Regions from separate parts of the Homo sapiens genome. Here region 2 is linked to region 1. The links are chromatin loops, found by intact Hi-C in ENCODE. Cell type or tissue: GM12878. All regions are shown on one strand. Each heading gives the region's core, and the rest is flanking DNA. Links, peaks and the distances in the headings are about the cores only. Region 1 overlaps LINC01014 (long intergenic non-protein coding RNA 1014). Region 2 overlaps KCNMB2 (potassium calcium-activated channel subfamily M regulatory beta subunit 2).

Region 1 (2,922 bases), core at 307-2,806:
ATAAATGCCTGCCAGCACTGGGCTGGAGAATAACCAAGATCAAAAACACTCAGGTTCTCAATTGACCAAACAATCATGATTAACTATTTGAGAGCCCTATTTCCATTAATAGTTCTTTAGCACTTGCTGCGCGTCTAAGCACCACAACAAGTGATTCTATCAAAATCCTAAGTAATTTTGATTCAAATTATGTGGTCGTTATGAACCAAGGTCAATGCATCTATTGAGCAGTTTCCATCACGAGTGTCTCTCCAAAGAGTTGTTTTTTTATTCTCTCCCATGAAGTCTAAATCCAAAAAGCATCTAGATCAATGCAGTTCAAGATAAAGGCTGGGCTCTACATGGATGAATGTGAGTTTGCACAAGGAGCTGTCAGTGGATAATTACCGTTTCCGCAATCTACATCAGTAACTCCTAAAGCCTCACCTAAGTAGCCATACAAATATAAGTAAAAATAGAATGCTTGTTACTTTGATACAACTTCCAGGCAGGTTGCCCATCACTTAGCACCTCCCCAAAATCCAGTGTCTTCTCTAGACTTCTCTATATAGAAATGTGACCTAAGTAGAATTTCTGCATAATATTTTTAAGGGAGGAGTTTTGAGAAAGAGAAAAGTTATCTCAGAAACTAGGACTTAAAGTATAATTTTAAAAAAGAGGAAAAAAAGGTAGGAATGAATAAAAAGATACTATGTTTCTGCTAGCAAACAATTTATATTTTAACTAAGTAGATAATTATTTTAAAAAGCAATTAATAAGAGACAGTTAGACAAGACCCTTTGGTTTAATGCTCTGCTGCTGCCATCTTGAAATTCTTAATGATTTTTAAACAAAGGGTCCCATGTTTCCTTGTATTGGGCTCCACAAAGTATGTCTCTACTCTTGCCTGTGATATGGGAGTCCTCAGATGGGCAGGCATTGCATGCACAACTGGTCAAGGAAAGCAAATGGAAAAGAAAGACTTAATCCAGGCTTTAAATAAAATTTAGGAGGTAAATAATTTAGGCAAGGGGAGGGGGGAGACTTAAAATTCTGAATTAATACTCTTCCTGGGAAAACAGCAAAAAAAGTAATAATAATAAATTAAAATTAAAGCCTAAAATTAATCTCCCAAAATGGTTTCAAAAAATAAGTTACTCTGTTTAGGCTTTGCCTGTTTTCTCTGACTTAAATAGCTAGTATATTTACTTAAATCTACATTGTTGCTTCAGCTTCCAGAAAGGATTTATTATTGTACACAGACCATGAAATAAGTTCATAATTATCAGAGAATTCCACAAGGTGTCAGCCTCAAGCTAAAATGATAAATCCAACGCTGGGAAATAGTTTTAATTTTAAGAAATGAAGATTTGAAGTCTCCATTTTGAATTCTGTGTCTGGGGCCTGTAGTAATGTAGCAGCCCCTATTTGTTGGGTGCCTCGTACATGCTAGGCACTTAACATACATTATTTCTAATCTTTAAAATAACCCTGTGCTATGGTGTGAATGTTTATGTTCCCCCCCAAATTCATATATTGAAATCCTAAGCCCATTGTGATGTTTTCAGGAGGTGGGGCCTTTGGGAAGAGATTAAGTCATGGGGCAGAGCCCTTATGAATGGAATTAGCATCCCTAACAAAAAAGGCACAGGGGAGCTTATTTGCCCCTTCCACCTTGTGGGGATGCAGCTAGAAGGCACCATCTATGAGGGAGCAGGCCCTCGCCAGACACCGAATCTTCATGCACCTTGATCTTGGACTTCCCAGACTCCAGAACTGTGAGAAATAAATTTTTCTTGTTTATAAACCACCCAGTCTATAATATTCTGTTACAGGTGCCCGAATGGACTGAGATATCTCTATTGATTTTAATCCCCATTTTACAAATGAAAAAATATGGTTAATGAGTGTTAAGTCAATTTCTCAAGGCATACAGCCAGAATCAATATTCAAAGACAAAACTATCTGAACCCAAATCCTGTGCAATTTCTGCCATACTGCCTCAAGGCCTCAAACAAACAAAGCAGTAAAAAGAGTTCAAGAATGGATATAAAACAAACTCTGGGACTGTCTCCTGTCCAGGCTCTATTCTACAGCAGCTAAGGGTGCTGGACCGTCACACTGGACCTAATAAACATCAACCCAGCAGCTCCTGTCTCCTGGGTTTTTGAGCACAATAGGGCCGCCCACCAGGGCAACTCCCAGGCTATAGAACCCTGCAAAAGGGCATTTCAATATCCACTGGTTTTTATCATCATCTATTATTATTGTTATCTAGTATTGTATAAGTTTCAAAGTAATGTTTGGTGTAAATCATAAGCATTAATATTACTGTTGCTTCCAGATGTTCCTGATTTCCCAATCACACCAGCAGGAATTTCTGCTCTCAGGAGCCTCCTCTATAGCTGTAGTTTCTTGACCCAGACCTACAAACTCAGCCCTTTGCCTTCTGAAGCTCTGGGGCCATTCTTCCCTTATTTAGAAGGTGATTCAATATTAAGCTTACGGCTGGTTGTTCTGTGCAACATTGTAGTTGAACCTTAGACAAGCCCCTGTCCGTCCCAGGCTCTTGTCATTTGGACCCATTGCTTTGTTGTGCTGAACTTGAATCCATGCCTTGGGAAGGCAACAACTAGCATGAGGATTAATATCTCTGGCTCTGAGTTTGAGTCCCAGTACCATCACTTTTAGGGTGACCAACCATCCTGGTTTGCCTAGGATTGTCCCGGTTTCAGCACCAAAAAGTCCAGGATCCCATGAAATTCCTCAGTCACAGGCAAACGGAGATGGTGAGTCACCCGAAGTTTACTTCCTAACTGTGCAACCTTGAGCAAGTCACCTAACCTCTCAGGGCCTGATATGTAAAATAGGTAAAATACTAATATTTACTTTATCACATCATTTTGAAGATTAGATGAGTTATGTATACAGTGCTTAGCATAG
Region 2 (2,922 bases), core at 262-2,761, 160 kb after region 1:
TGTAGATTTAATCAGCCACCCCAGAAGGAATACCACCAGTTTGAACTGAAGGGGAAGGAGATAGGAAGGAATGAAGGGAGGCTGTCAGACTTCTTACGTCTTATAGGACAGGACCAATCTTATAGATACGTTTTATAGTATAGGACCTATTCAGCTGCAAATGTGCACTATTGAAGACAAGGGAAGAAGAACCCCAAAAGCAATTCAAATATCATCAGAGATGCCTCTTCAGTTACAAAAAGTGGAGCCATTGCCTGAGTTTCAACTGGTTAGACAGGTTCTGCCCAAAGCTGTGGGTCCATAGAGAGGTACCTCCCCAACTAGTGGACCTAGAGGGCAGAGCCACAAGCCAAAGAGGATTATTCTGCAGCTGTAAGACCTCATGAAGTTTCCCTTGTAGCCTGGACTTATTTTGAATGTGTTATGCCTTTCTTCTTTCCTATTTCTTTTTTTTTTTTTTTTGTGGAAATTTCTTTCCTTTGTCTGAGCCATCTTTGAATTTTGGAAGTACATAATTTGTTTGGTTTCACAAGCTCACAGCTGGAGAGCAATTTGTCTCTGGATGAATCATACCTTGAGTCTCACCCATCTCTGGGGCTATGATGATCCCTTTAATGTATTTTGCATGTAAGAAGGACATGATTTGGGGGTGGGGGCAGAAGCTGAATAATATAGATTGAATGTTTGCATCCCCCCCACCAAATTCATAAGTTAAAATCCTCATCCCTAATATGATGGTATTAAGAGGTAAGGGGCTTTGGTAGGAGAGTAAGTCACAAGGGCAGAGCCCTTACAAATGGGATTTGAGCTATAGAGAAAGCTTCAATCTCGGGAAATACAAGATGAGATACCAGAAAGCTCTCTCTCCCCTTCCATCATGTGAAGACACAGCAAAAAGACAGCCATCTATGAACCAATAAGTAGTCCCTCACTAGACATTGAATCTGCCAGCACTTTGATCTAGGACTTCCCAGCCTTCAGAACTGTGAGAAATAAATTTCTGCTGTTTATAAGCAACCCAGCTTATGGTAGTTTATTATAGCAGCCTGAATAGACTAAAACAGGACCAGGTCCAAGGTCAGATTTAGGACGAGTGTTATTTCCACTGGAGCATATTCCTCTTAAAGAGAGGTTAAGACAACACAAAGAACTGAATATAGAAACTTAATGGTGATTCGGGTGTAAAAAACATCGGGGCAGGTATACAGTGCAGTGGCAAAGGGTTAGATCTCCTAGAAGAAAGATATTTTGACGGAGCCCTAAAGATTCTGAAACATGTGGAAAGGCTAAGTTGATAATAAATTAAGAAATCAAAAGACAGGCAGGATTGTGGATGGAGTATGTCAGTGGTCATTTAAAATCCATGTTTTTGTTTTTAAAATGCCTGCAAACCTCTTCAAACCTCTGATTACAACAACCTGTTAACTTCTTGTTCTAGACTGCCCAGATTTCAGGACTACAGAGTTGTGTTTCTCAGTCTCTGTAATGTAGGCATTGTATCTTATCTGAGAGTTTATATACAGGATTGCCAAGGTAGTGATCAAAGTAAATGCAATTGTCAATTTAATTAGCATTAGTCCCTCCAAATTCATTGTGCATGCGTGTGTGTGTGTGTGTGTGTGTGTATGTGTGCATAAACACATACAAGTTTGTGTTTCAGGTTTGCTAACTGGCTTATTAGCAAATACTAAAGACAAAGCTTTAAGAAAGCATTCATAATTTCTTGGGTCAGCTACTGAGTATCTAACATAAGTAATTTCCTTCTATGCTCTGTTATCTTGTTAATACAGTCATTTAAAATGAGATTTTCTTTATAGGTTTTAATGAAAAGAACAGATCAATTTTTATGGGATCCATGTTCCTACTCAGCTAGCAAGAATGAACACCATTTCTCTAGTAGTTCTAAGATTCTTCCTTAAGTAAAATTTTAATGTTTAGGAGACACAGAGCACACAAAGGGAGTAAAAGAGCTTAAAAATGTGAGTTTATATTTTGAATCATCCTAAACAAGCACAGAAATATACATGAGAGGAAGTAAAATTATAGTCACAGGATAGAGAGACTTTGAAAGAGGTAAGAGCAAAATAGACAAAATCAGAAAATTAAATTCAAACTTCTAAAGTAAAGCAACAGACACTATGAATGCTTTGGAGAAAAACTGGACTTTGTGGGATTTTTAACCCATGAAGGAAAGTAAACAAGGATGCAAGAGCATTTTATAATTTTACCCATAGGCTGGCAATAATCATTTATTCCTGCAGGACATGGAGTTAAAATTGAAGTGCTCAAATTGGCTCTGAATTCTCTCATTAAAACTGTCCTAAAATATACATAGGGTTGATTGTATTTTTAATTTATCCTTTTTTTAATTTTTGTGGGTACATAGTAGGTGCATATATTTATTGAGTACATGAGATGTTTTGATAGAGGCATGCAGCATGAAATAAGCACAATAATAGAGAATGGGCTATCCATCCATCAAAGTATTTATCCATTGAGTTACAAACAATCCAATTACACTCTATTTTAAAATGTACAATTAAGTTATCATTGACAATAATCACCCTATTGTGCTATTGAATAGTAGGTCTTATTTATTCTTTCTATTTTTTGTACCTATTTCCACTGCCCCCTCAGCCCCCAACTACCCTTCCCAGCTCCTGGGAACCACTCTTCTACTCTCTGGGTCCATGAGTTCAATTGTTCTGATTTTTAGATCCCACAAATAAGTGAGAATATGCAGTTTGTCTTTCTGTGCCTCCAGTTCTATGTTGCTACAAATGACTGTATCGCATCCTTTTTTATGGTTAAATAGTACTCCATTGTGTACGTATACCACATTTTTCTTTACCTGTTTATCTGTTGATGGACACTTAGGTTGCTTCCAAATCTTAGCTATTGTAAACCATGCTGCGACAAACA

What was found. A loop is a pair of places that touch in the nucleus more often than their neighbours do. Peaks named below come from ENCODE experiments on the same cell type or tissue, not always from the same donor. Only the 100,000 strongest peaks of a DNase experiment are listed, where the experiment ranks them.
Region 2: a loop joins it to region 1, with 2.7 times the contacts of the local background. A loop is called at or near these places in 2 of 110 quality-filtered maps.

What each region holds. Positions count from the first base shown.
Region 1 is chr3:178,442,521-178,445,442 of GRCh38, forward strand. All of the region lies in intron 1 of LINC01014 (long intergenic non-protein coding RNA 1014), which reads left to right. Among named protein-coding and RNA genes, the nearest start is that of LINC01014, 25 kb to the left of the region's middle. In GM12878, for the core only: a CTCF peak has its summit at 1,275 (motif pointing right); no DNase peak of the experiment used is centred there.
Region 2 is chr3:178,606,028-178,608,949 of GRCh38, forward strand. The region is part of intron 1 of KCNMB2 (potassium calcium-activated channel subfamily M regulatory beta subunit 2); the gene reads left to right. The region is part of intron 5 of KCNMB2-AS1 (KCNMB2 antisense RNA 1); the gene reads right to left. Among named protein-coding and RNA genes, the nearest start is that of KCNMB2, 71 kb to the left of the region's middle. In GM12878, for the core only: no CTCF peak of the experiment used is centred there; no DNase peak of the experiment used is centred there.